Regions from separate parts of the Homo sapiens genome. Here region 2 is linked to region 1. A link is a loop called in an ENCODE intact Hi-C map of the cell type or tissue named here. Cell type or tissue: gastrocnemius medialis. All regions are shown on one strand. Links, peaks and the distances in the headings refer to the core of each region. The heading gives the core; the rest is flanking DNA. Region 1 has its middle 210 kb from the start of JARID2-DT. Region 2 has its middle 400 kb from the start of JARID2-DT.

Evidence for each region. Peaks named below come from ENCODE experiments on the same cell type or tissue, not always from the same donor. Only the 100,000 strongest peaks of a DNase experiment are listed, where the experiment ranks them.
Region 2: it touches region 1 in a loop (6-fold over the local background); 2 of 110 quality-filtered maps call a loop at or near these places.

Annotation. Positions count from the first base shown.
Region 1 is chr6:15,028,505-15,043,541 of GRCh38, reverse strand. No RefSeq gene overlaps it. Among named protein-coding and RNA genes, the nearest start is that of JARID2-DT, 210 kb to the left of the region's middle. In gastrocnemius medialis, for the core only: no CTCF peak of the experiment used is centred there; DNase peaks (open chromatin) are centred at 4,753, 6,631 and 9,545; H3K4me3 peaks cover 821 bases; H3K27ac peaks cover 3,773 bases.
Region 2 is chr6:14,835,383-14,850,419 of GRCh38, reverse strand. No RefSeq gene overlaps it. Among named protein-coding and RNA genes, the nearest start is that of JARID2-DT, 400 kb to the left of the region's middle. RefSeq lists a silencer at 5,588-5,882. In gastrocnemius medialis, for the core only: no CTCF peak of the experiment used is centred there; a DNase peak (open chromatin) is centred at 8,429.

The DNA of each region.
Region 1 (15,037 bases), core at 2,728-10,727:
AGGAACAGGAGAGAGATGGTGAGGGCATTGTTTCTGGTCAGTTGAGCACAGTGTAGGTTTATCTTTACTTTTGTGCTTTTCATGACAAAACAGACTGACAAAAATCCTGTTTTTCATTAACCTTGCCTTAACACAAACCCATCCTTTTTGCCACTGAATTTTTGGGGTCATGTTTATCACTTACGTGTTAGGAAAGTGTTATAGTGTATCATAGGGTAGAAACTACTGTTTCCTCCTGTTTTATAGGTGAGTTAACTGAAACAAAGAGATCTCAAGTAATCAGTTCAAGGGTCCACAGCTGATAGTGGCATAACCAGAATTCAAACCAGGCAGCCTGATTCTACAGCTTGTAAGGTTGAGACTGATACCGCAGAGAGGACAAATTGCCCCTTGTCATACCTCCCAGAGATAACCTCTAATTATGCTCGTGTATACAGATGTCCCTGACTTATGGTGGTTGGACTTATGACTTTACGGTGGTGTGAAAGCCATATGCATTCACTATTTTCCTCAACTTATGATAGGGTTACCTCTGGAGAAGCCTATCGTAAGTTGAAAATATCCCAAGTTGAAAACACACTTTTGACTTACAGAAATTTTCAATTTAAGATGGCCTTATCAAGTTGTAACCCCATCCTACATTTGGAGACATGTTATTCTCTTTTTATTCCTATACTTCATTTTTTCACTGTTCTTCCCAACACACTTATTTTTTGATCAAGAGATGACTTCTATTTCTTGGCCCACTTAATTTTCTCCCAATCTATGAGCATCTTTCCTGTTCTATTTCCTTTTCCTACACAGCCTAGATTGCATATTTTATCGTCTCTACCTTTCCCAGGTATTAGTTTTTTTTGTTTGTTTGTTTTTTCAAGACAGAGTCTTGCTCTGTCGCCCAGGCTGGAGTACAGTGGTTTGATCTTGGCTCACTGCAACCTCTGCCTTCTGGGTTCAAGTGATTTTCCTGCCTCAGTCTCCCAAGTAGCTGGGATTACGGGTGAGCACTACAACGCCCAGCTACTTTTTGTATTTTTAGTACAGATCAGAGTTTCACCATGTTGGACAGACTGGTCTTGAACTCCTGACCTCAAATGATTCGTCCACTTCAGCCTCCCAAAGTGCTGGGATTACAGGCATGAGCCACCGCGCCTGGCCTCCCAGGCATTAGTTTTTAAGCTAGCATACCAATTGCAGCTTAGGCTAGATCATAGTGTTGAAAACTTGAAAGCATTCTCTGGTGCTAGCCTCTTTTTTTTTTTTTTTTTTTTTTTTTTTTGAGACGGAGTTTCACTCTTGTTACCCAGGCTGGAGTGCAATGGCATGATCTCTGCTCACTGCAACCTCTGCCTCCCACGTTCAAGTGATTCTCCTGCCTCAGCCTCCTGAGTAGCTGGGATTACAGGTGCCCACCACCAAACCCGGTAGAGATTTTATTTGAGCCACCGCGCCCAGCCTCAAGCTAGAGTTTTATAAAACCCGCCATCATCAGACTTTTGCCCATATCCATATATCACCTATATTATTATTTACTATTATTTACCTAATGTTTTCTTCTTTCAATCATCTCACATGTTTAAAGTGAATTTATTTAACAAAAACCACCTTCCTAATTGAACATGGGCTAGACAGCATGAGGGAATTATTAATGTTATTATGTGTGATAATGGGTAATGATTTTGTGGAAGAATATTCTTGTTTTCTGGAATTGCATGTTGAAGTATTTCAGGAGAAAAGTGTCACAATGTCTGTAATTTAGTTTTAAGTTTTTGGACAAAAAATAAATTATAGATGAGATTGTAAAGAATGGTTGAATCTCTGTGGTGAGGATACGGTTATTCATTGTACTATTCTTTCTGTTTTTTATTTTGAAAATTTTAAGATAAAAAATAAAAAGCTTCTTTTTGCTAATATAAATGGAAATTTTCTATCACTTGCTATACGGAGAAGATAACTCTAAAAAGAAACATGCTGAAAAACAGTGTCTTCACATTCTAGCTAGATAATATTGCCTGATCAAAGGCACTGCACCTATTCTCTTTGCAAATAAAAGGAATTTTTTTTTTCTTCCCTGGCGCAGTGGCTCACGGCTGTAATCTCAGCACTTTGGGAGGCCAAGGTGGGCGGATCACTTGAGGTCAGGAGTTTGAGACTAGCATGACCAACACGGTGAAACCCCGTCTCTACTAAAAATACAAAAATTAGCTGGGCCTGGTGGTGAGCACCTGTAATCCCAGCTACTCGGGAGACTGAGGGAGGAGAATCGCTTGAACTCGGAAGGCGCAGGTTGCAGTGAGCCCCAAGTGTGCCATTGCACTCCAGCCTGGGTGGCAGAGTGAGACTTTATCTGTTTTTTTGTTTTTTTTTTTTTGATGGAGTCTTGCTCTGTCGCCCAGGCTGGAGTGCAGTGGCGTGATCTTGGCTCACTGAAAATCCACCTCCCGGGTTCAAGTGATTCTTCTGCCTCAGCCTCCTGAGTAGCTGGGATTACAGGCGCACGCCACCACACCCGACAAATCTTTGTATTTTCAGTAGAGACAGGGTTTCACCATATTGGCCAGGCTAGTCTCAAACTCCTGACTTCGTGATCTGCCTGCCTTGGACTTCCAAAGTGCTGGGATTACAGGCATGAGCCACTGCACCCTGCCTATACTTTATAATTTTTAGCCTTCAATCCCTTCATCCAAATTCAGCCACAAAAACCTGAAGACATTAGATAACAGATAAAGCTGGGCATGGTGATGAGCCTGTAGTCCCAGCTACTCTGGAGGCTGAGGCAGGATGATCCCCTGAGCCCAAGAGTTCAAGGCCAGCCTGGGCAACACAGCAAGACCTTGTCTCAAAACAGAACCAAACCAAACCAAAAAAAAAAAAAAAAAAAAACCCACAGAAGCCGGCTGTGGTGGCTCATGCCTGTAATCCCAACACTTTGGGAGGCTGAGGAGGATGGATCACTTGAGGACAGGAGTTGGAGACCAGCCTCGTCAATGTGGTGAAATCCTGTCTTTACAAAAAATACAAAAATTAGCCAGGCTTGGTGGTGTGCACCAGTAGTCCCAGCTACTCGGGAAGCTGAGGCAGGACAATTGTTTGAGCCTGGGATGCGGAGGTTGCAGTGAGCTGAGATCACACCATTGCACTCCAGCCTGGGCCACAACTTTCCCATTTCCTAGCTTTGTTCTTTTTCCTTTGTCGTTTGCCATGCCCTAGAAGGGAGTGGATTTCCTGAGGAACTGAATGAAGTCTCCATCTCCTTTCCTCCTTTCCTCCTTACACTATTGGCGGTTGCCATCTGGAAACAAATGGAGGAAAGTCAAACAGACAGTGATTTCAATGCCCATCCGCTCCTCAAATACTCCATCGGAGGTTTTTCTTTGTCTCATTAGTGGTAGGGTATACAATGTGGGCAAGTTATATTTTGTAAAAACACGTTCTTTTTATTTTCCTTTTCCTTTTTTTTTTTTTTTTTTTGAGATGCAGTTTCACTCTTGTTGAGTGAAACAAGGCTGGAGTGCAATGGTGCCATCTCGGCTCACTGCAACCTCTGCCTCCTGGGTTCAAGCAATTCTCCTGCCTCAGCCTCCCGAGTAGCTGGGACTACAGGCTTGTGCCACCATGTCCGGCTAATTTTGTATTTTTAGTAGAGATGGGTTTTCACCATGTTGGTCAGGCTGGTCTTGGGCTCCTGACCTCAGGTGATCCACCCACCTTGACTTCCCAAAGTGCTGGGATTACAGGTGTGAGCCACTGGGCCTGGCCACGTTCTTTCCTCTTTATACTTATTAACCCTTGATGATTATATGGTAATGTTGCACCAAGTTATATCTTTGATATCTCTTTATATGATACCTAATCCCTGTAGTTAAAGTTAATAATTATATGAAGAAATAGTCCCTCTGGGCAAGGTGGCTCATGCCTGTAATCTCAGCACTTTGGGAAGCTGAGGCAGGAGGATCACTTGAGCTCAGGGCTTCAAGACCAGCTTGGGCAACAAAGTGAGACCCTTGTCTCTACAAAAAAAATTAGCCAGGCATGGTGGTGCGTGCCTGTGGTCCCAGCCACTTGGGAAGCTGAGGTGGGAGGACAGTTTAAGCCTGGGAGTTTGAGGCTGCAGTGAGCCATGATGGCACCACCGCACTCCAGCCTGGGTGACAGAGCGAGACCCTGTCTCAAAAAGAAAAGAAAAAAAAATTCTTTAGGAGCTTGGTGACCCATGTCTTGCAAAAGGGCACTGCTATCAAGATGACAATTTTACACAATCAGATTCTGCCTGTACTTCCTCTCATGCCAACCACCAAAAATAGAAAACAAAATAATTGAGATAAAGAACATTATCATTCCTTATTACAGTTAATGGCTAGAAGGCTATAGAACCAGCACAGGAGTGCACCCTGAAATCCAGGCCTGTGGAAGAAAAGGTTAGTTTCTGTAAATGAGGCTCAGAGAATGGATGGAAGTAGCTGTAACTCATCCTCTTCAGTGATTTGGAGATAGCTTACTTTTAAAATTAAAGTGCCAGGAAGCAACAACCCTAAAATGTAGCTAATGTCAGATAAGATGTAATCTAGGAAATTGTAATATGCCCATCATGAGGTAATGTTGTAATGGCAGTAGCTTTTGGTGGCTGATAAGGAATATTGGAAAAGGTGCCGGAGTGAGAGAGTGAGTCTCCAGTTTCTCCAGCAGAGACCAGGGCAGGCATACCCTGACTGTCCAGTTACATGTTGTCTTCTGGTTGGCAGCTGGATGGCTGCATGGTGGAGGATGGAGAATCAGGCGCTCACAGCCAGAAGCTATTCCCAGAGACCTTCTGGCTCCTTGTAAACTGGGCCTGTACTCTGCCAGCAGTGGGATCATCTTAATAGGATTTCCCAAGTTAATTTTCCTGCTGGGAGCAGAAAGTACCCACCAGCTTGGAAGGCAGAAGCAGGTGTGAAAACAGGGTGGTCAGAATCTTGACCCTGCCAAGTACAGAATTTGGGGGCAGTTAGCTTCAGTCACCTCTCCCAATAGGCTTCCTCATTTGTAAAATTCAATGACAATATTTCCCCCATGGGGTTTTTGCGAAATACGCACCAGGTAATGTAATTGGAAAGCTCAGCGCCCCCCAACTCCACATACCTGGGGATTCCAGTCATTCCGGCACTTTTCTTTTTCTATGTTAATGAACACATTTGCACTCTGTTTTTGCTCATTCATTCTTTTTCTCCTCACTCAGATCTGTTTATGCAACAGATGTTTATAAAGTGAACGTGGGCCACCCCTGTAATCCTAGCACTTTGGGAGGCTAAGATAGGAGGATCGCTTGAGCCCAGAAGTTCAAGACCAGCCTTGGCAACATAGTGAGACCCCCATCTCTACAAAAAATACAAAAATTAGCTGAGAGCGGTGGAACGCACCAGCAATCCCAGCTACTCGGGAGGCTGAGGTGGGAGGCTTGAGCCTGGGAGGTCAAGGCTGCAGTGAGCCGGGATTACTCAACTGCTCTCCAGCCTGGGTGGCAGAATGAGACCCTGTCTCAAAATAAATAAATAAAAATAAAGATAATGTGAACCTGAAGTGAATTTGTGTGGAGGGACTTGAACCCTTGGGGACAGCTCCCTTTCTGTAGGCGAGGAGCCACTGGGTAACTTGAGTCAAACTTGAGCATACTCAAATGAGATGAAGGCCTTCGGTCACTGTGTCAGGGATCAGAGGGTACAGCTTCCTCAGGCCTGACTTCCTTCTGGAAGCCTTTTTGAGCATCTTGGCCCTTACTCTGTGATTTTCCCAAACTCTGCACACTTCTGGCAGAGGCAGGTCAGGGTAGGGGTGGAGAGTGTGGATTCTGGGGCCAGGGTGCCTGTGTTTGAATTGTCGCCACTGACTGGCAGCCACTTCCTCAGCCCTGTCTGTAAAACAGGGATAATCACGTACCCTCCTCATGGGGTTGTTATATAAATGAGGTGAGTTTGTGTGTGGAGAGATTAGAACCTTGCCTGAGCCAGGCATGGTAGCATGCACCTGTAGTCCCAGCTACTCCAGAGGCTGAGGCAGGAGGATTGTTTGAGTCCAGGAGGTGAAGGCTGCACCGAGCTATGATCGTGCCACTGCACTCCAGCTTGGGCAATGCAGTGAGACCCTGTCTCTTAAAAAAAAAAAAAAAGAATTTTGCCTGGCACATAGGATATGCTACATAATGTAAGAGTCAGTGACTGCTGGACCATATGAAAGTTTTGTTTTTGTAGGCAAAAATGATCTGATACTGGCAGCTTCACTTGGTTGAACGTGGTATTTACTGCACCGTGCTGCAACTCTTTGCTTCAGGAAGGCTCACCTCCCTGAACTGGGGTTGCTGGGAGAGTCTGCTGGCTCCGTGGCAGTGTCTGTGTGTTTCTGCCTTATCCAAGTGACTTCTGTGATTTTGACTTTGGCCCGTTTAGCTATAGAGCAAGCAACGGTGTCATCACTGTGTCACGCCCAGCATAATCTCACGCACAAGGTGGTGGTAGGAGCAAACAGGCTGGTTAAGGAGGCTCTGGAAGATTCCGCTGCTGTGGGGGAGAATGCCCTGGGTCATTTAGCCAACAGGGAGGTTGGCCCTGGCAGGAAGCCAGGTCACCACGCCAGGCTGTCACTCGAGTACATAATCCCTGTTCTGTGCTCCCTGTCAGCTGCCTGATGGCTGCTCACCAGGGGCAGACTCTTATCTGGGAGCAGTCATCCTGATCTTGCAGTTTGTCACTTCAAGCCTCATGACCAGAGTTGTGAAAATGTCACTCTGAGTTGAATATCCAGTCCAGGCATTCCTCTGGCTCATTGCGCTGCAGTCCACGCCTATACCTCTTGGGCCAGTCAAACTGATGGACAGTCATTTAAAAAAAAAAAAAGGAAAAAGGAAAAAATAGAGTTTATTTTATGTATTTATTTGAAATGGAGTCTCACTCTGTTCCCCAGGCCAGAGTGTAGTGGCGCGATCTTGGCTCACTGCAGCCTCCGACTCCTGGGTTCCAGCAATTCTACCACCATTTATTTATTTATTTATTTATTTGAGACGGAGTTTCACTCTTGTTGCCCAGGCTGGAGTGCAATAGCGCTATCTCAGCTCACCGCAACCGCCTCCTCCCGGGTTCAAGTGATTCTCCTGCCTCAGCCTCCTGAATAGCTGTGATTACAGGCACATGCCACCACGCCCGACTAATTTTGTATTTTTAGTAGAGACGGAGTTTCTCCATGTTGGTCAGGGTGGTCTCGAACTCCCGACCTCAGGTGATCCGCCTGCCTTGGCCTCCCAAAGTGTTGGGATTACAGGCGTGAGCCACCGTGCCTGGCCTCTACCACCTTTTAAAGGATGATTTTAATTTTATTTTTATTTTTAATTTTTGGAGACAGTGTCTCACTCTGTTGCCCAGGCTGGAGTGCAGTGGCATGATCATGGCTCACTGCAGCCTCGACCTGCTGGGCTCAAGAGATTCTCTCACTTCAGCCTCCTATGTGGCTGGGACCACAGGCATGCATCACTACACCTGGCTAAATTTTAGTTTTACATTTTTTTATAGACATGGGTTCTTGCTGTGTTGCCCAGGCTGGTCTCAAACTCCTAAGTTCAAACGATCCACCCAACTTGGCTTCCCAAAGTGTTGGGATTACAGGTGTGATCCATCATGGCTGGCAAAATAGAGTTTAAATGGAAAACTTTTTGTTTTGCTCAAGGGAACACACACAGGATAGGCCTTTACTTACAGACACTGAGGAACTGCCAGTCATGACATGAGCTTGTCAGGGCTAAGCAGAAGCCTGATGCAGTAGTGCAGTGGGCTCTGCATCTCCCCTTGGCACCCACATATTCATCCCTAGAGAGCAAGAGCATCTTATTCATCTTTTGCATCTGCAGTGCCAGGTACTGTATTTGATGCAAAATATGTAATTAATAAATATTTATTGACTGACCAAAGAGCAGGCACTCAGTAAATACTTGTTGGTTGTCACTTGTGACCTCTGGCATAATTACCTTCTCCCTTGACCTGGACCCTGGCAATTCTTGGGTGTGTGGCCATGGGAACCGAAGGGTAGCTGGGTTGTACTTTCTCTCAATCCATGGGTCAACATTCTCCAAGCATGTGATACTCAGAGACTTGACTTGGGGCTTCATGTCCCCTCTCCTGAGGCCACGATGGCAGGTCTACAGAGTTTAGATCCTTGGCTGTCAGGAAGGTAGGGGACTAGGAAGAATGAGAGAAGGGCCCATCTCAGCCTGGCCTCCACTTGCTGAGGCCCTTCTCCTAACTTACTCTTTCCAATTCCATGTTTATAAGGAATGGAACCATTCATTCTTCCAGCAGGTGTTTATTGAGCTGCTCATATGTGCCTGACTCTACACGGAATTAAACAGAAATGCCCTCTTTACTGGCTTATGGCTGCCAAGCATTCATAGCAACCTTGCTTTCTGATGCTTCGATGTTGGCTCTTCCTAGTATTAAAAAAAAAAAAAGGGAAAAGAAAAAAAGAAAAAAGAAGAAAGAAAGAAATGCTCTCTGTTCTTAGAGCACTTATAGCCTAGAATGAATGAACTTTGGTTTTGAGAAGTTAAAAGGGTCCATATAGAGTAATGGGGACGGGGGTGGAGAGGTAGGGGAACAAAGCAAATAAAAACTGTCCCCAACCACCCCCTACAAGGAGAAGAGCAGCACATGCATTAGTCATTCTGTGCTTATCATCCTCAACTTCAATATTTCTAAACCTATGTCTGTTTCTATATTTTAGCTCTGGTAGATATTTGAAATAGTCAATCTTTTTAGTTAAAAGCACTTTGTTTCCTTCTTTTCTTACAAAAGTAGAGATGGTCAGGCACGGTGGCTCACGCCTATAATCCCAACATTTTGTGGGACTGAGGCAGGCGGATCACTTGAGGTCAGGAGTTCGAGACCAGCCTGGCCAACAAGGTGAAACCCTGTCTCTACTAACAATACAAAAATTAGCCAGACGTGGTGGTGGGCACCTGTAACTCCAGCTACTCAGAAGGCTGAGGCAGGAGAATCGCTTGAACCTAGGAGGCAGAGGTTGCAGTGAGCCAAGGTCACGCCACTGCACTCCAGCCTAGGTGACAGAGTAAGACTCCATCTTAAAAAAAAAAATAGTAGAGACAATGTTTTGCTATGTTTGCCTAAGCTGGTCTTGAACTCCTGAGCTCAAGCAATCTGCCCACGTGGGCCTCCCAAAGTGCTGGGATTATAGGCCTGAGCCACGGCATTCAACTTGAAAGTGATATAGGAGTTAAGAAGAAATTACTTAGGCAGTTAGTGAAGGTACAGGAGTCCTCGGTAAGGTTTCCCTTTTTAATGAAAAGCAGCCCCCAAATCATTTTCTAACAAACAGCAACCTATAAAATCGAGCTGCAGACATAGATGCCGGCAGGTGTACCAATCATGTTCAAAATGATGGCCCCAGCTTCCCTTCTGTCTCTGCCAGCCTTGTGTACAGTAAGGAGCAAACAAGATGGTGCCGGTCGTGTGGAAAGTTCATTCGCATAATAAGATTAGGGTGGGGCGGCCAGCCTTCCCTGCACTATGTAAACGTTACACCTGATCGAACCTATCTGTGGGCCCTAAGTAAATCAGATACCGCCTCCTCAAGCCTGCCTATAAAATCCGGGGCATCTACCACCAGCTGGTCTTTCCCTTTCAGAAGCTCATCTCTTTCACTAGAGAGAGAGCTGTTCTCCTTTCTCTTTACTTTGCCTATTAAACCTCCACTCCTAAACTCCTCAAATGTGTCCATGTGCTAAATTTTCTTGGTGTGAGATGATGAACCCTGGGTATTTACCCCACACAAAGAAGCCACTTCAAAAGAACTTTGGGCGGGGTGCAGTGGCTCATACCTGTAATCCCAGCACTTTGTGGGGCCGAGGTGGGCGGAACGTCTGAGGTCTAGAGTTTGCGACCAACCTGGCCAATATGGTGAAACCCCGTCTCTACTAAAAATACAAAAAATTAGCTGGGCGCATTGGCAGGTGACTGTAGTCCCAGCTACTGGGGAGGCTGAGCAGAATCGCTTGAACCTGGGAGGTGGAGGTTGCAGTGAGCCAAGATCGTGCCACTGGACTTTGGAGGATATTTACCCCCCTACCAAAATTCATACATTGAACCTCTAGCCCTCAATGTGGCTGTGTTTGGAGATAGCGCCTTTAGGGAGGTAGTTAAGGTTAAATGAGGTCACAAGGGTGTGTTCTTAATCCTATAAGACTGATTGGTGTCCTTGTAAGAAGAGGAAGAGATGGGTGCAGTGGCGTACGCCTGTAATCCCAGCACTTTGAAAGGCCGGAGTGGGGAGGCTAGCTTGAGCCCAGGAGGTGGAGAACAGCCTGAACAACATAGCAAGATCTCCATCTTTACAAAAAATTAGGAAGAAAAATTAACCCGGTTAATTTTTCTCCCAGCTACTTGGGAGACTGATTGAAGTGAGAGGATCACTAGAGTTTAGGAGGTCGAGGCAGCAGTGAGCTATGATTTTGCCATTGCACTCCAGCCTGTGTGACAGAGACCTTGTCTCTAAAACAAAAAGAAGAGGCAGGGACACCAGGAATTCCTGTGCACAGAGGAAGGGCCACATGAGGACGTAGAGAAGAGGCCCCCATCTTGCAAGCTAGGAAGAGGAGAGCTGAAAGAAAATACATTTCTGCTGTTTACACCACCCATGCTGTGGCACGTTCTTATGGGAACCAGAGCTGACTAATAAAAAATAGTTTTAATTTTTCCTTCAGTGAAGATTCAGAAATAAATAAATTCATAGGATGTCTTCTTCTCTCCCAAATTCGTTGCGTTTCAATAGGTATTTATTAATATCTTTAAGGCCACTCGCTCAGTTTAAGTATTCAAGTAGCAGATGCAACTCGAAACCTTCCTAAGAAATGCTAACATTTTCCCCTGGTTTCCCCAATCTCTGAGTCTTTCATAACAAATATGTTTGGAAATAAAGATGCAATTCCTGCATCTTATATGTATTTTCAGTGGTAATTCATGCTGATCTAATGCATGAGCACAGATTTTATTTATCCACCGTGCTATGGGATCAGGGACGGACACAGGGCAGTTCTAGGTGAATAATGCCCCGGTACTCAAATAGCATCTGTTCCCCAAAGTCAGGCAGCCCAACCCTGCTGCAGGAATTGAGGGGGCTCCCACACACTGCCTGGTTCTGACTAGCTTCTCTTAATTTAGTTCTCATAGGTATTGATACATATTTATATAATACTATGTATATTCAATCAGTTATTTTTGAATGGAATTATGTAAATGTGTGCTCACTCATAGTATAAAAATGATGCTGCCGCAAATGTCTCTGCCTCTACACCCCTTCTAAGGAACAGGAAGCCACGAGGTATCTGTAGAATCACAGCTTTCATTTGTTGCTGGGGGAAAATATTTATAAGCAGAGATGTAGAATTTCATTTGTTTTGACACATTGTGGGAGGTGTTCTCAGAAAGGTGTTTTGGAAAAGTGTAATGTCATCTCCCATGGATCTTATTTTGGGATCCCCAGAATGTGCAGGGAAAATGAACAGACTGTCTTTAACGACCTCTTTAACGGCTGGTGGCGCTTCCCTTGCTGCACAGAAAATGTTCAATCGTGTTCTTTTTCTCTCCCCTCTCACTTTTCCTTATCTTACTTCTTTTCATCTCCCCTCCTCTTTCTTCTTCTTCTCCTTTTCTTCTCTTTTGAACACTTTTTGACTTTTCTTTTGTAAAATAAAATAATCAAACTAGGTGAGTTGTTGGCCAAGTTCAAGGGCAAATGTGTAGTTGACATGAGAAAGCCACCTGTTTAATGATAACTGTTGGGGAAAACTGCCTCTCACTAGGTAACCTACAAAGTAGGAGAAACAACGACAATGACAAATGGAAGCACGCGTCTGCACAACTTTCCACTGAACTTTTAGGGAAGATTGTGTTCCTTCTGCTGGCCTGGCTGCCCTATTCAGGCTGATGAGTAGAGCCTTGGCTGATTTAACCTAGCATGGGGATAAACAACTTAAACAGGAGAAAGGAGTAGCTCCAGGACAAGTCCTGGGGCAGAGAACTGGGAGTGAAACCACCTCTGCAAAATTATGGCTGAGACAGTGAAAGAGATCTAACTTAATTGATTCCATCTTGCTTCTAACCTCCAAGCTTTCCATGTTCATTCCTGGGTGTAGGCTGAACTAACTTTGGGAGAAACTTAGTTTATAGTTTATAGTGTTTTTTTGGTTTTTTTGTTTGTTTGTTCGAGACAGAGTCTCACTCTATCGCCCAGGCTGGAGTGCAGTGGTGTGATCTCGGCTCACTGCAACCTCGGTCTCCCGGGTTCAAGCGATTCTCCTGCCTCGGCCTCTCGGGTAGCTGAGACTACAGGCGACCGCCACCATGCCTGGCTAACTTTTGTATTTTTAGTGGAGATGGGGTTTCGCCATGTTGACCAGGCTGGTCTCGAACTCCTTGACCTCAGGTGATCCACTGCCTTGACCTCCCAAATTGTTGGGATTACAGGCATGAGCCACCCCACCCAGCCTATAGTTTATAGTTTAAAACAAAGAAGAAAACAACCCTTTCCCAAAGTAGACCTCCTTCTTGCCTGGGGACTAGATTGCCTTTGTAGGGCCAACATTAGCCAAAAGATTAGAAATTATAGTTTAGGAGTCACGCAGCTAGAGATTACAAGATCCTGACCCTCCCTAAACTGCTGCTAAGATCAGTGCTTGAGATATTTTGCAGATCCTGCACTTGATGGATCAGCTGGCCCCACCCAGATCAATAAACTGGCCCATCTGATCTTGTGGCCCCCTCCCAGGAACCAACAGTGCAAGAGGACAACTTCAATTCCCTCTGATTCCATCTCTGACCAATCAGCACTCTTGGCTCACTGGCTTCCCCCAACTCACCAAGTTGTCCTTAAAATGCTCGGGGAGACTGATTTGAGTAATAATAAAACTCCAGTCTCCTGCACAGCTGGCTCTGCATGAATTACTCTTTCTCTATTGCAATTCCCGTGTCTTGATAAATTGGCTCTGTCTAGGCAGTGGGCAAGGTGAATCCATTGGGCAGTTACAGGAGGGAAGGAGAATGATAATTTATTTTATTTTATTTTTATTTATTTATTTATTTTTTGAGACAAGGTCTTGCTCTGTTGCCATGGCTGGAATGCAGTGGCACAATTATAGCTTCCTGTAGCCTCAACCTCCCAGGCTCAAGTGATCCTCCCCCTTCAGCCTCCTGAGTAGCTGGGACCACAGGTGTGTGCTGCCACACCCAGCTAATGTTTTAAATTTTTTGTAAAGACGGTGGTCTCACCATGTTGCCCAGGCTGGTCTCCAATGCCTGAGCTCAAGTGATCTGCCTGCTTTGACCTCCTGAAGTGCTGAGATTACAGGCGTGAGCCACCACGCATGGCGCAAATGAGGGTTTGGGTGGGCTTTGCTTTATTTCTCTTCAATGTTTTCTTTTCTTTTTTAAGGAATTCGGGAGGTCAGACTGGAATTTCTCCTGATGAATACTGTGTTTAGATACTTGGTGGAAATGTGAAAGGTTTTTTTCCCCTCAATTCAGCTATGGTGTCTTACGCTATGCAAAATAAATGTAAATATCCGTGATAGGGTGCCTTGGTCAATAAAGGGCCTCAAGATTTTTTTTTTGTTGTTGTTGTTGAGACGGAGTCTCACTCTGTTGCCCAGGCTGGAGTGCAGTGTCGCGATCTCAGCTCACTGCAAGCTCCGCCTCCCGGATTCACGCCATTCTCCTGCCTCAGCCTCCCGAGTAGCTGGGACTACAGGCGCCTGCCACCACGCCTGGCGAATTTTTTTTTTTGCATTTTTAGTAGAGACAGGGTTTCACCGTGTTAGCCAGGATGGTCTCGATCTCCTGACCTCATGATCTGCCCGCCTCGGCCTCCCAAAGTGCTGGGATTACAGGCGTGAGCCACCGCGCCCGGCCAGCCTCAAGATTTTTCAAGCCTCTGTGGTTATAGATGGATTCAGACTTCCACTGAAGTGGTGACAACAGTGTATTTTTGCTGCAGGGAGGTCCCATGGTTCTGACTCCCTCAATATTGGATCTCACAGACCTGCAAATGTAAAGGTAAAGCAAAGAGATTTGGGCTATGTGGAAGTTGGAGGCATGTGGCTCAACTTCTCTACACACGAATTGAACAAGACTGTCTTCTTGGTGGGCAGAGTTGCATGTTTGAGATTCAGTTTCCATTTAAAGCAAAACAAAACAAATCAGGACCCTTTTTTTTTTTTTTCTTCTCTGGGGGCCTCAAATGATATGAGGCCTGGAGCCTTCGTGGTTTCTTTTTTAGAGAGGCAGTCCCTGAAACAGAATGGTGAGCCAAGACTCTGAAACATGTTCAGAATTTTCTGGGCTCAGCTTCTTTGGTTATCCCCAAGCCTTCCAAAGGCCACATGATGAATGTGAAGGCCTGGCCTCAGGCAGCACTGTGTGGGAAGGAGGGCAGGCTTGGCCCACTCTTGGGGCTGGTGGAGGTGGCCACAGTGGAGAATAGAAGCTGGTCTGAAGATGCCTATCGAGGGTCTGAAGGGCAATGGGCTTGAGCCAGATGCTGGTTTGTGGCAAGTGACAACCAAGGCAGATTTATAGAGCTTCTCTGCACTCTCCAGGGTTCCTAGATGCTGGGAGAGGGGAACTTGGTAAATAATTGGACCTTGCATGGCCAAACAAGTTAGTTGGGTATGTGAAAGGAAGGTAACATCTTGGGACCCCAAACTCACTATGCCAAAGGGAAAGTTAAGCTTGGGAACTGAGTCATGCAAAAAATCACCTTCCTTTTTGTTCCCAAACAGTTATCTAGCTGCAATGATAGAAGGCCACCTATCCCGCTGACGAGGACTTCCTCACAAATTGCTCACAAGGAAATTCCTTGTGGACACCCAAATCTCTCAGAATGCATATTCCCTCTATAAACTAACCCTAAAACAGAGTTCTGTTGAATCTCACCCTGACAATGTAAATAAATTAATAGCCTATCTTCACAGGTACGGGACAAAAACAAGACTAGAAACCATCCCTCCACC
Region 2 (15,037 bases), core at 4,447-12,446, 190 kb after region 1:
AAAATAAAATAAAATAAAATAAAATAAAATAAAATAAAATAAAATAAAATAACAGGTCGCTAGGGCTGCAGAGCTTCTGTCTAGCAGAGAAGGTGAGCCACATGCTAGGGTAGCAAAGAAAGGGAAAAGCCACCTAGAAGAGGTAGAGATGAGATGCAATGGGGGCTCAGAGCAGGTGGTGACTGCTTCCACCTTGGGGTGTGGGTGGGGAGCAAAGGAGCGTACTGGGGGAGTGGTATTTGGTCCAGTCATGATGGATGGGTAAGAACTGGCTATTCTGAGACGTCTGAAACTAAGTATGGGACATACACTGAAAAAATGATTCACCATTGATCTGAAATTCAAATTTAACTGGGCATCCTGCATTTGCTCCATCTGGCAACTGTTCTAGAAGCGGATATAGCGTGGGCTCCAGGTGGCCCCATGCTTTGGCCTCTTGCCCCAGGGCTATAGGGGAGCTGGAATGGGGCTGAGAGAGCAGGGATCATGGAGCAGGGACCCTGGGTGCTAGGTCTAAGGGCTAAATGCTTAGAGATGATATGAGGAATAAACTGGATCACAAATATAAAGTGGTTCAATAAATGGTGGCTATTATTATGAATCTCTTCTGGGTGTGATAAATGGTCAATTTACCTTAGGATCTGAAAAACAATTGATTGGCCATGGGCTACTCAGAAAAGGATTCAAAAACTTATGTTTTTGTCCACAAATGGACATTTGGATGCACTGTACATTTATAGATGTCTTTTAGAATTCTTTCCACTCTTGTTTACTAGGCTTTTTTTTTTCATCATATATTGCATGGCCTATGAGCTTATCTGGGCCTCTGGTTCCCTGACTCCATTGTCTGCATTCAATTGTTGTGTGATAAAGGGGGGAACAGGTTTCTTCAGCATCCTACATTCAAATTCTGGGTCCCCTGGAGGGCTTCTGCCAGCTTTTGTTTTATGGAGCTCCACACACTTAATCTTTCTTGAATTGTTTCATGGGTGTCTGTAGAGTTTGCATTATTCACTCCAGAAGGGCAGGGACCTGCTTTTGTTCTGCATTCCCCAGCATTCAGATTTCAGGCTGGTGAGTTGCTGGTGTTTGTCTTTCAATAAACACTTGATTGATTAGGTGGATCACTAGAGGAGCTGGGCTCACTCCTAGGGAGCCCTGTTCCTGTATGTGGAATTTGTATGATGGGTGTGTGAATTTTGAAATGTACATGAGCCTCACCCATCATCATGAATTCACTTAATTAACAATTATTGAGCATGTTCTAGGTGCCAGGAACTGGGTTAGCCCCTGGGTTAGAAAGATAAACAGATAGTCTCTGCCTTCAAGGAGCTTGAAGTCAAATGTGGAGATATAAATCCAAATAATTGACAATAACATCATGCTGTGTTGGAAGAATGGAGAAATTCAGGGCTAGGAGAAGTCTGGACTGGCCAAAAACACATGGGCATCCTAGGCAGACATAATTTGACATTCCTCAAACTGATATTCTTTAAATGTATGTTCAACATATAATCAATTTTAATGTAGAGAAAAGGATTTTCTATTAAGAAAACTTATGTACCTTCTTCTTCTTGATTTTAATAAGGAATTTATGACACACTGAATATACATAAGCAGTTTAACCTTTTTTATTTATTTATTTATTTTTTTGAGAAGGAGTCTCACTCTGTCGCCCAGGCTGGAGTGCTGTGGTGTGATCTCTGCTCACTGCAATCTCCGCCTCCCAGGTTCAAGCGATTCTCCTGCCTCAGCCTCCTGAGTAGCTGGAACTACAGCCACCCGCCACCATGGCCAGCTAATTTTTATATTTTTAGTAAAGATGAGGTCTCACCATGTTGGCCAGGCTGGTCTTGAACTCCTGACTTCAAACAATCTCCCCGCCTCGGCCTCCCAAAGTGCTGGGATTACAGGCATGAACCACTGCACCCAGCCCAGTTTAACCTTTTGGAAATTGCAATTTTTGAAGCAGACAACTTTTGGGGAGGCATATTAAAGTAGTTAAGATTTATATGGTAATATGACCCATGCTTTCCTAGTAACTACTGCCCTACCATGAGTTGTTTTGTTTAAGCATCTTTTGCAAGTTCCAACTATGACTTCAGGCAACTGGCTCAGAAATGGCCTGTGGTGGTTTAGAGCAATCTTTCATGTCCAGGGCAAAAATACTCATGATGAGAGATAGGCCAGTGAGGAAGTAGAATGATTTCATGTTGGAACATTGTTGACTTCAATAGTCATTATTAATTTACATGCCACCTGTTACAGAAAGCGTTGACTGTGGGAACCTGAGTTAAGTGGCATCATCTGTTTAATTTATGCCATTGATGTTTCAGCATCTCATGTTGGTTGGTTTCCTGGGCAGATGCCCTTCTCCTCTGCTGTGTATTCCGGCTCGAGGGTGGAAGCCTGGAAGTCAGTCTGAGGGGAGAAAGTATTGGAGCTGAAACTTGAAGCCTAAATTAAATTTTTCCTGGAGGGGTGAAGTGGGAGGGAATAGCCTTCTGGTTTAGGGATTAGCACAAGAAAAGTACGAAGGCAGGGAAGACTATGGCGAGTTTGGATACTTCTAAGCCGACCGGTATTTGCAGATCACCAAGTGTATGATATGGTTAGAGAACAGGAGATGAGGCTGGACGAACAGCCCAGAGCCAGAACTCAAGATAGCCAAATATGAGTTTCCCTTCGGCCAAGGATGGAAGTTTTTCCCTTCAGTTTAGGCAATACAGAGTGAGCCAACGATAATTTTTTTCTTTTTTTTACAAACACATAACACTGTTCCCTCAATATTTCACTATGAAAATTTTCAAAAACACAGACAAATTCAGAAAGAAGGACAATTAACACTATATATCCACCACCTACATTTTGCTATTAGTGTCTTGCTCTCTTTGTTTCTGCAGCTTTCAAAATGTGGCCTGCAGGCCCTGGAGACCTTGAGACACTTTCAGCTGATCTTTGAGGTCGAAATAATTTTCATAATAATGCTAAAATGTTAAGTGTCCTTTTTTTTGTCACGTTGCTATTTGCACTGATGGGGCAAAAGTGAGGGTAGGTAAAACTGTGGTACCTCAGCAGGAACCGAGTCAGTGGCACCCGCCGTACCACCAGTCCTGGTATTATTCTTTACTGCCACTCAGTTGTAGGCTAAGAAATATCAGTTTCAATTCAGAGTGTCCCTGATAAAGCATTACAAGTTATTTTTTATTCATTTATTTATTTTTTGAGACGGAGTTTCGCTCTTGTTGCCCAGGCTGGAATGCAATGGCGCGATCTCAGCTCACCGCAACCTCCACCTCCCAGGTTCAAGCAATTCTCCTGCCTCAGCCTCCCGAGTAGCTGGGATTACAGGCACGCACCACCACGCCCGGCTAATTTTGTATTTTTAGTGGAGATGGGTTTCTCCATGTTGAGGCTGGTCTGGAACGCCTGACCTCAGGTGATCCGCCCGCCTTGGCCTCCCAAAGTGCTGGGATTACAGGCGTGAGCTACCATGCCCGGCCGAAGCATTACAAGTTATTAATTTATAATCTCAACTCTTGAGTGCATAACTTTTGAATCTTTTGGGTGATGAAATGAGAACCGTGCATAAAGCACTGCTACTCCATATTGAAATACAATGGCTATCTCGAGACAAGTCCTTGTGTGACTGCCTGAATTGATAGCTGAACTGGCAGCCTTTTTCATGGAACATCAATTTTCATTCGAAAGAATGACTATGTTCATTTCCTAGGGTTGCTGCAACAAATGGCCACAGCCTTGGTGCTTTAAGATAACAGAAATTTATTCCCTCACAGTTCTGGAGGTCCCAAGTCCAAAATCAAGGTGCTGGGAGGGCCCTGCTCCCTCTTGAGCACCTGGGGTAGAATCTGTCCTTTCCTCTTGTGGCTTCTGGTGGTGATGGGCATGCTTTGGCGGTCCTTGTCTTGTGGCTGCATCACTTCAGTCTCTGCCTCCGTCTTCACATGATCTTCTCGTCTTTGTGTCTCTGTGTCTTCTCCTCTTCTGTGTGTCTCAAATCTCTTTCTGCCTCTCTTATAAGGGACTTGTCATTGGATTTAGGACCCACCTGGCTAATCCAGGATAAGCCCCTTTCCTCAAGATCCTTAACTTCATCACTTCTTGGGCCTTAAAAGGTAACATGCACAGGTCCCAGGGATTGGGAAGTGAATACATCTTTGGGGTGTTAGAGGTGGTAGTGCATGTTTTTCTGCTTATCACAATGACAGATAAGCTATAGTTATCCAACCTAGGGTATTTGCCAAATATTTTCTTAGAAATGAACAAAGTGAACCTATCACTTCAAGGGAAGCAATGGACATTTTTGTTGCCAATTAGAAAGTTCCAGCTTTCAAATAAAAAGTGGGATTTTGGAAAACTTGTATTTACCACCATGAACTTGCCAGTTTCTCAATATTTGAATACTTATCTGATAAGAATGTTGCTGATACAAAATGTATGGGATTTAAAAAAAGTGTACATATATATGTCTTCTTTAACAAAATGTGTCAACTTTTGGAAGTTCTGCATAACTCAGTGAATCAATATTTTACAAACGATCAGTGCTTAATGGTATAAAATCATGAGTAGATAAAAATCTATTTACAGTGCAAGATAGACCAATGGATTATAATATACTAGAGTATGAACAGTTTACTGATAAGGTTTCAGATTTTACACTGAAACTAACTTTCAAGAAACTATCACTTTCACAGTTTTGGTTAATATAAAAAAGGAATCTTCACAATTATCTGAAAATACTATTACAATTCTCTTCCCTTTACCCAGCACAAAGGCTGCGCGAGTGAGTTTTCCTCATTTACTTCAACCAAAACAGCATATCACAAAAGATAGAATGAAGAAGTAAATACAAGAATCCAGCTGTCTTTATTAAGCCAGACATTAAAGAGCTTTATTTGCAAAAATATAAAGCATTACCACTGTTGTTGCTATTTTTTTTTCATTTGGAAGATATGGTTATTTTTCATAAAATGTATTTTTGTTTTGTTTTGTTTTGTTTTGTTGAGACCAAGTCTCACTCTATCAGCCAGGCTGGAGTACAGTGGTGCGATCTCAGCTCACTGCAACCTCTGCCTCCCGGGTTCAAGCAATTCTCGTGCCTCAGCCTCCCGAGAAGCTGGGATTACAGGCACCCACCACCACGCCTGGCTAATTTTTGTATTTTTAGTAGAGGCGGGGTTTCGCCATGTTGGCCAGGGTGGTCTCAAACTCCAGACCTCAAGTGATTCACCCACCTCGGCCTCCCAAAGTGCTGGGATTACAGGAGTGAGCCACTGCGCCCGGCCAAAATCTGTGTGTGTTTTTAAAATAACATGTAGTGTTTTTGTTTTTGTTTTTATTTTTGTTTTTCAGCAATGTAATAAATATTTTAACAACTTCATCAGTTTAATTTACATTACGGTAAAACTGACAGATACAATTCACCAAATGAAAGCCCTTTGAGGTCCTCAATAGGTTTTAAGTATGTAAAAGGGTCCCCAAACCAGAAAGTCTGAAAACTGCTGTTGAATGAATTTAGACGGCAGTGGGAGTCAAGGCTATGGGACTCTGGATGAACTCTGTGGAGACTGAGGAGGCGCCGCTCACGTGCTACGTGGCAGGAAAGAGGAATGAAGGGCAGAAAGGGCACCGAGCGTGGGGAGGGGCCGTGTAGCGGGACCACGGGATTGTGGTTGGGAAGTAATGGGAAATTGAAGGCCCAGGCTGCGTGGGGTCAGGTTGTGAAGGTGTGTGAATCTGACATGCAGGATTCACCGGGAGGTGTGGGAGAGTACTGATGCTTCTGCGAAGGGGGCGCGGGCAGCCGGTGGGGGAGGCTTGGGATCGGCGGGGGAGGCAGAGCCTGTCCTGAGGCTATAGCTCTGGCTCAAGCATGGGTAATAAGGATCACGCCTGAGTCAGTGTTGAAGAATTGTGAGACTATGAAAGATTGAATACATGGAACAGACATTTTGCGGGAAAAAAAAAAAAAAAACACAACCGTACATGATAAACGGTGATAAAAGGGGTGAGGGAAAGCAATGGGACCAAGGTAAAGTTGCTGTCATTGCGTAGCAGCAATAATACGACATCTGAACATCTGAAGCTGTCTTTCCAACTGTCAGACTAGAAAAAAAAATCTATTCATTCCCCATTCTTTCACCTTCCTTAATTCTATTTTTTTTTTTTTTTTTTTTTGAGGCGGAGTCTCGTTCTCGCCCAGGCTGGAGTGCAGTGGCACGATCTCGGCTCACTGCAAGCTCCGCCTCCCGGGTTCACACCATTCTACTGCCTCAGCCTCCCGAGTAGCTGGGACTACAGGCGCGTGCCACCATGCCCGGCTAATTTTTTGTATTTTTTAGTAGAGACGGGGTTTCACCATGTTAGCCAGGATGGTCTCGATCTCCTGACCTCGTGATCCACCCGCCTCGGCCTCCCAAAGTGCTGGGATTACAGGCGTGAGCCACCGTGTCTGGCCAACTTCTTTAATTCTAAAGATGAATTGTGTAATGTTCACACTGATTGGCCAAATTTTTGGTTAGGACCAGAGTCCCACTCTTTGGAATAATCAGCAAAAAGTTTTGCTAAACAAAGTGGTATTTACACCAAAATTCAGAAGATATATTCTGGTCTAGAGGCATGAAAGAGCCAGGTCAGTTCACTAAGTGAAGATGGACTTTCTCAGAAAAGAATGCAGACCAAGGGAAAAGAAGAGGGTCCCATTGCTTTCAGAAAAGTGGAGGGCATGGGCTTGGTCTAGGGACATTGCTACCATGGCAGAGTGAACATGGCTGAGGACCACAGGCTGTGTACTACTCCATTATTCTCCCATTCTCCACCAATGGCTGTGCCACAGCCTCTTTGGTGACCAACAGCTTCTTAGTTATATTACCTCTTGAAGAGTGTACGTTACTTGAAACTCTCTTTTTTGGTTCCTCTGTCATCACTTTTTCTTGGTTTTCTTGATACTTCTCAGAACAATATTTTTGACTCCCTACAGGGCTCCTTTTCTCTCTATCCCTTCCTTCTTTTCCTTTCTTTCCTTTTCTTTTCTTTCTTTCTTTTTTGACAGGGTCCCACTCTGTCACTCAGCCTGGAGTGCAGGGGCACGATCATGGCTCACTGCAGCCTCTACCTCCTGGGCTCAATCCATCCTCCCACCTCAGTCTCCTGAGTAGCTAGGACCACAAGGTACATGCCACCATGCCTTGCTAATTTTTTTTTTTTTTTTGGATGGAGTTTTGCTTTTGTTACCCAGGCTGGAGTGCAGTAGTGCAATCTTGGCTTAGTGCAACCTCCACCTTCTGGGTTCAAGCGATTGTCCTGCCTCAGCCTCCCAAGTAGCTGGGATTACAGATGCCTGCCACCACACCCAGCTAATTTTTTGTATTTTTAGTAGAGACGGGGTTTCATCATGTTGGCCAGGCTGGTCTCGGACTCCTGACTTCAGGTGATCTGCCTGCCTCGGCCTCCCAAAGTGCTGGGATTACAGGCATGAGCCACCATGCCTGGCCTTTTTTGCATTTTTTGTCAAAGTCTCACTGTGTTGCCCAGGCTGGTCTTGAACTCCTGTGCTCAAGTGATCCTCCTGTCTCGGCCTCCCAACGTGTTGGGATTACAGGCAAGAGCCACCATGTCCATTGTTTCTCAACCCTTTAATCTTTTTTTTTTTTGGAATTCCATCCTTGGTTTTGTTTCCTACTCACTCTATTCTCTCTTCCTAAGTGATCTTATTCACTGGATGGTTTTAATTACTGGAAAATAAATTCTATGTGGGTTGAGATTTTATCTTCTTCACAGCTATATTTCCAGCACCCAGAAGAGTACCTAGTGTATCGTGGGTGCTCAGTAAAGAGTTTTTAAGAGGTTGAATGAATTGCCATTCATAGGCACAATCTAAATGTAACCCTAATAAAACCTAGTTGCCTTGAGTCCAGCTTAACACAGTGCAAATTAAAAGGAAACATAAATTTGACTACAGAATAAAGTATTTGTGAGTGCAGATGGGTAGAGCCTTTCTGGAAGGCAATCTGGCAATTCTTAGTTAAAATAAGTATGTGTACACTCTATGACTCAGTACTCACTTTCCTACTTATAAATCACAGAAAAAAAAATCTCCTATGGGTCTATAAAAGAACATGAATGAGGATGTTCATTCCAGTGTTATTTGTGGAAAAGAGAGTTGGAAGCAATTTGAACATCCTTCACTGAGGAATGTCAAATGAAATGTGGCAGATGTATAATAGGGACACCATGAAGCAATCGGAAGCAACTGGAATGAATAGCATGTAAACACAGCAGCACACATCAACCTCGAAAACATTGTTTCGTGGGATGAGGTAAGAAACATAATGCTCTCTTTTGCACAATGTCACTTACGTAAATTTAAAACATGCACAGCGGGTCGGGTGTGGGTGTGGTGGCTCACGCCTGTAATCCTAGCACTTTGGGAGGGCAAGGTGGGCGGATTGCTTGAGGTCAAGAGTTTGAGAACAGCTTGGCCAACATGGTGAAACCTCATCTCTACTAAAAATAGAAAAATTAGCTGGGTGTGATGACACATGCCTGTAATGCCAGCTACTCGGGAGGCTGAGGCAGGAGAATCACTTGGACCCAGGAGGCAGAGAGGTTGCAGTGAGCCTAGATTGCACCACTGCACTTCAGCCTGGGCAACAGAGCCAAACTCCATCTCAAGACCAGCCAGGCCAACATGATGAAACCCCATCTCTACTAGAAAAAAAAAAATACAAAAATTACCTAGACGTGGTGGCAGGTGCCTGTAGTCCCAGCTACTCGGGAGGCTGAGGCAGGAGAATTGCTTGAACTTGGGAAGCGGAGGTTGCAGTGAGCCAAGATCGCACCATTGCACTCCAGCCTGAGCAACAAAAGCAAAACTCCTCCTCAAGAAAACAAAAACAAAAAAACACAGAGCTGCAGAAAATATTCTAGCTCATGGTTTGAGTGCTATTTACATAGGTGTATACATACATGTAAATTCAACAAGCTGCATACTTAAGGTTATTTTGCTTTACTGTATCCATGTTATACCTGAATAAAAAATTAAAAAGTGCACATGAAATATTATATATAAGAAAAATTAACGAAATAGAAGGATACACATCAAACACATTAGAAAATGGCTTGTAGTGGGGAGGATGGAGATAAAAGGGAATGAATGAATAAATAAGTTAAAGAATTTCTTTTTAAAAATCAAAAATGGAGTTTTGCATGAACCAACATGAGAATGTGCCCTGGACTGAGAAGTCTGAGGTCTCTTCCATATATTTCATCTATTTGTCTATGAGTCTATCTATGGAATTATCTACACATTTTGTTGATGGTTCCCCAAACCATCCACAGCCCTACTCTCTTGTCTCAAGTCCAATTCTACATCTCCTGTTGCCTGTTAGGCACCCCGAACTGGAAGCTCTTGATTTGTGTCTTAAACACTAAAAACAGAACAAAACAAAACAAAACAAACAAAACCCCAAACCAAAAACACAACGTTAACTTCCTTGAGAGATGGTCTTTGCCAGCATATTGAAATCCTGCTTACTGCAGGAATCTAGGCATCTCTCCATATGCTCTAGGTTGGAGCAAAATTTTAGACCAGCAGCACCGGCATCACCTGAAAGCTTATCAGTAATGCAACATCTTAGGCCCCACCCCAGACTTACTGAATCACAACTCTTTTTTTTTTTTTTTTTTTTTTTTCTGAGACGGAGTCTCGGTCTGTCGCCCAGGCTGGAGTGCAGTGGCGCAATCTCTGCTCACTGCAAGCTCCGCCTCCCAGGTTCACACCATTCTCCTGCCTCAGCCTCCAAAGTAGCTGGGACTACAGGCGCCCGCCACCACGCCGGCTAATTTTTTTTTTTTTTGTATTTTTAGTAGAGACGGGGTTTCACCGTGTTAGCCAGGATGGTCTCGATTTCCTGACCTCGTGATCCTCCTGCCTCGGCCTCCCAAAGTGCTGGGATTACAGGCGTGAGCCACCGCGTCCGGCCCACAACTCTCTTTTTAACAAGATTATAGGTGATTTGTTGTACACGAAACCTTGAGAAGCACTGCCCTGTTTCTTGTTGTACTTTCTTAACTGAATGCAGACTACTGGGTAGAAAGAAGTGGAGACTCCTTCTGGCAATACCTAAGTGGGGTTAAAGACATGCTGTATTCAGGCTTTGTATGCCAGGATCTGTTAGATGAAGAGTGAGCATCCAGAGTTCTAGCCTCTTCTTGGGCGAGTGTCCTTGGAGAGGCCATTCCTCATTATGCATTTCAATAGCACTCTATATTAACAAAGCACTTCTCCATCAATTTATTAGTGATTCTCTCTCAAATTCTCTGCATCATCTTTCCAAGCAATAAATCGTGGTGTATTTTCTTTGTAACCCATAAGTGGTCGATAAGTAAACAAATGGGTTGAAAAGGTAACATAGCAGAAAAGTGTTTCAATTTTCCTTCATCCGTCCTCCATGCATCACTTAGGGAGAAACCAAGTGTTCAGAGACTCCATCTGTATTTAGAATATCATTCTAAACGGAGAGAAGGAGGGAATAACTTTATGTTACATTATAGAAACCATTAGTTTAATAACTTTAGACAGGTTTGAAGAGGTGGTCTGTCAATTCAATGGCATTAGCTAAACTGAAGCCCGACGTCAAAAAAATTAAGCTAATGCTTTCCACTTTCTGACTGTATGTATACCATTACTGAGCTACAGTGTTGGCACAGAGATTAAGTCTATTCTGTGTTAGTTTATAGGCTGCCTCAGTTTGAGTTGGGCATAAAATAAAACAATGAATATGTACTCCTATTTTTCTCCTGTATAAATTGACTCTTGAAACAGCTTTCTCCTTGCCCAGAGTAAGGGCAGTGGGTGGCTATGAAATCCTCTCTATCTGCATGCATTCGTCTCCGGAAATCTCTTTAAGCTCTCTACTTTTCTCTGTCTTGCTTCTCTGCAGTTCTCTGCCAGACACCTTTAGCTTAGTGTTTCAGACCTCCCTTTCTAGTGTCTTCTTTTATCAGAGACATGGGCTTCGCTTCCCTGTTGCTTCATATCCACAGCCTCAATCAAGCCTCATACAAACCAGGCTTCTCATTTCCCTCTCCAGCTCCAGAGTAACAGCCCTGGCAGGCAGCCTGAGGAGCCTGGGGTCCACTCCCTCCTAGCAGGGGTCAGATACCCCCATTCATGCCAGTCATTGCCAACTTCTTAGGATAACCCAAGATAAGAAGCAGAATATGCAGACCTGTGATTTCATGGTCAACCTGTCAATTTCTGAGATGGTGACACTCTCATAGTCAATGTTTGACTCCTACAATAAAAAGATTTCCATCAAGACAAAATAAAGAAGCAGCAAACACTGGCCCAATGAGAAAGCTACCTGTTTATATCATTAAAAAAAATTGGCTTGATTCAGGTGCAAAGACAAGTTGCAGTAGCTAAATAAAACCAACGTGAGTGTAGATGAGGAAAAAACAAAAGGAGAGAGAGTGGATCGGAAAGAGACAATCTTCTGGTGGGCAACATCAAAGAACCCGCTGACCCCATCAGAATTTCACGAGTGCCGTGCCAGCACTCAGTAAGGAAAAGCAATTATTTTAAGAAAATCTATTTGAGGGTAACACCGTCATTATCCTTTTAATGGTACTGCTCTAACAATCCAGTTACAGTAGGCTTTAAAAAATAAGAAGTGCTCCTTTTGCCAATACAATTAAGGCATTTTGGAGAGGCAGATGGTATTAGTTCAGCTTATAGAGGCTTTTCTTGCCATGTCTAGAAAAGAACATTTTTGCAAGTGCAGTATGGTGCAGTAGCCAAGTCCAATATAGGTGTGCACAGCCAATGATTGTAGTGGTCTACCAAGAAAAAAAATAAATAAATAAATAAAACGCCAGTGCAAATGGAGCTTCTTCTAGGCGTCAGACAAATCTGTTTTCCATCAGTGGAGAATGAAGTGGAAAACTGCTGTGCTTTCCAAATAACAAGAGAAGAGATAACTTTTGGAAAACTAACAAGAAGTTTCCCTGCATGTAATAAATCAGTTGCCCCGAAACTGGGTTACTTCTCTTTCTCTGCCTAGGGCAAGTACTTTTGTGTGACATTAGGTGATTCAAAAGGGCTTTAAGTTTAGCTAATTAAAGGAACTTGGAGAGGGAGCTGGAGAAGCAGGAGCAGACAATTGAAAAGGTTAAAGGTTTCGTCCACATCCATTAATCACCTGAAATCCAAAATGAACCCATAGAATACTACTCTTGAAACTCTGTGAGGTCCTGAAGGCATGTGTTTCTTTGGAAGCTTTGCTATACATCTGCTATTAATAGGCCAGAACAATTAGAAATAGTCTCCCTCCAGCAACATGCAAATAACTCCCTTTTTCGATTAACTAGGGCAGAAAGAAGCAAAAGTAGAAAAGTGAGAGAAATTGAAAACTACATTGCCCTAAAATTTTGTACTCACACATCAATCCCAATTTGGTGGTAAAAGTGGAGATCGGTTTTGTTTTATCCAGATAACCCCATTACACACAAAGGAAATCTACTGATAAGGAATGATACCTTTGAAGTGGTAGGGCTGGAATTTTCATACAACTGTGTTGAAAACCAAAACCTTTCTCCTTACTGTAAAATGCTTTGTGAAGGGTGCTGGGGGGGATCTTTATTAACTAACTCTGGATGATGTTGAGCTACTCACTCTTTTTTGGCTTTAGATTCTTCAGCTGTAAGATGTAAAGATGTAGTAAGACATCTCCGTCACATTCAAGCTCTTACTTTCTATATGACCATGCGTGCAGTCAGTACATGACCCATATGTTTATAGAAGTGCATGTCTAACCAGGGAGATCACACATCCACACAATGAAAACTGTCAACATAAAGCAATGCATTTTAGGTGTCAACTTATTAGTACAGGTATTAATTTATGTATAATCCAGGTGCTCCACTCTTAAGGCAAATTCGTCCATGACCCTGCATCCTCCTGTAATATGTACACTGTACCTCTCTCCTTCCTCTCATAGCCAGGTTTCTAGAACCATTAGTCTTCATGTGCTATCTCCATGACCTCATCTGTCATTCAATCCTCAACCCACTGAAATTTGGCTTCCATTTTCCCAGCTCCAGGAAAACTGTTTTCCACCAGGGTCACCATCCACCTCCAAGTTGCCAAATCCTATAGACTCCTTTCAATCCCACCCCTCTCTTGCCTTCTCAGCATTTTGTACTGTTGACAAGTTCCTGTTCTTGAAACTGTTTCCTTCCTTTGTTTCCAAGACCCCATTCTTCCCTGTTCTCCTCCTTCCTCACCAACTGCTTTTTCTCAAGGTTCTTTTATCGGTACCTTTTCCCTACCTGCCCTTTAAATCCAGGCACTGCTTTAAGCTGTTTTTGGCCCTGATCACAAACTCTCCCTCTCTAGACAAAAACTTTTTATGCCCTGTAAATGCTGCTGAATCTCCAATGTGTATCTCTATTTGAGATCTCTCTATCCCATAGTTTATATCTGGATGTCTCATGAGTACCCCAAAATTATATCCAAAATTCATCTTACACCCTCCCCCCTATATGTTTCACTACCTAAAGTCAGTTCCTAACTAAATGTACAGCCTCACATTTTACCTGTTGTTCAAGGTAGAAATTTGGAAGTTACTGTGAATTCCTCTCCCTCCCTCATCCTGCCCCTGCCATGTCTAATCAGTTATTAAGAGCTGTCAATTCTCCTATCTGTTTGTCCCTTTCTCTCTCCCTGTTCCATCCTCGCCCTGGTCCAGGCCCTCATCTTCTCTCTCTGAACCCTTTGCAATGGCCCCCCACCTGTTCCCCGCCTCTAAGCCTTTCTCATGCCTGTCATCTTCCCTACTGGCATTGGGTTCTTTCCCACATCTGAATTTGATCATGTCACTCCCTGCTCAAATTCTTTGTTGCATTGAATTCTGTTGATGCTATGCATGCTGATATGTTCAGAGGTAAGTCTGCAATTTATTTTGAAATCCACCAAGAAAATAAGATGGATTGATGGATGGATCAAGGAGCTGATAAACAGAAAGATGTGTTATAAGCTAGAGTACTCCCTCATCGCTCCTAAGACAGGTACCAGTCAAAGGAACCTCTCTGCCAATATTTTGGCATAAACACATGGAGGATATCATATCACTTCTATTTAGCCTTTTGTTGGAGCTCAAAATAATGACAAAGAATACAAGAGAGTGAATCAGGATATAGAAACTAACATAGCTATACCTTCAATGATAGACGTTTTGAAAAATAACAGATTGAAATGGACTTTCCTGAGGCATTAGTAGTTCACCTACATGCCTGAAAGGAGGTCTCCCCTCTCTATTTTTCTTCATATATGGGATTAAAACAGAAGTAACCTTGAGGCAATTTCCATTTGGGTAGAGAGTAAAGTGATAGATTATTTTGTCAATAGTAAGCTGTTAACATTTCTCTACGAAGGAAAAAAAAATTGTCCAAGGATGGTGGCTCATGCCTGTAATCCTAGCACTTTGGGAGGTCAAGGTGGGTGGATCACTTGAGGTCAGGAGTTCGAGACCAGCCTGGCCAACATGGTGAAAGCCCATCTCTACTAAAAATACAAAAATTAGCTGGGCATGCCTGTAATCCCAGCTACTCGGGAGGCTGAGGCAGGATAATTGCTTGAACTCAGGAGGTGGAGGTTGCAGTGAGCTGAGATCATGCTACTGCACTCCAGCCTGGGTGACAGAGTGAAACTCCATCTCAACAACAAAAAAATATATAAAAAATTAGCTGGTCATGGTGGCAAATGCTTGCAATCCTAGCTACTTGGGAGGCTGAGATGGGACGATTGCGTGAGCCCAGGAGTTCGAGGCTGCAGTGAACTATGATTACACCACTGCACTCCAGCCTGGGTGACAGAGAGAGACCCTCTCTTAAAACAAAGCAAAACAAAACAAAACAAAACAAAACAAAAATAACTAAGTTCAATAGATGTTTAAAAAGAATTCAGAGAAGCTCTACTAAGAAACACTGCCTAGCTTTCAAGCTTTGGAATTAG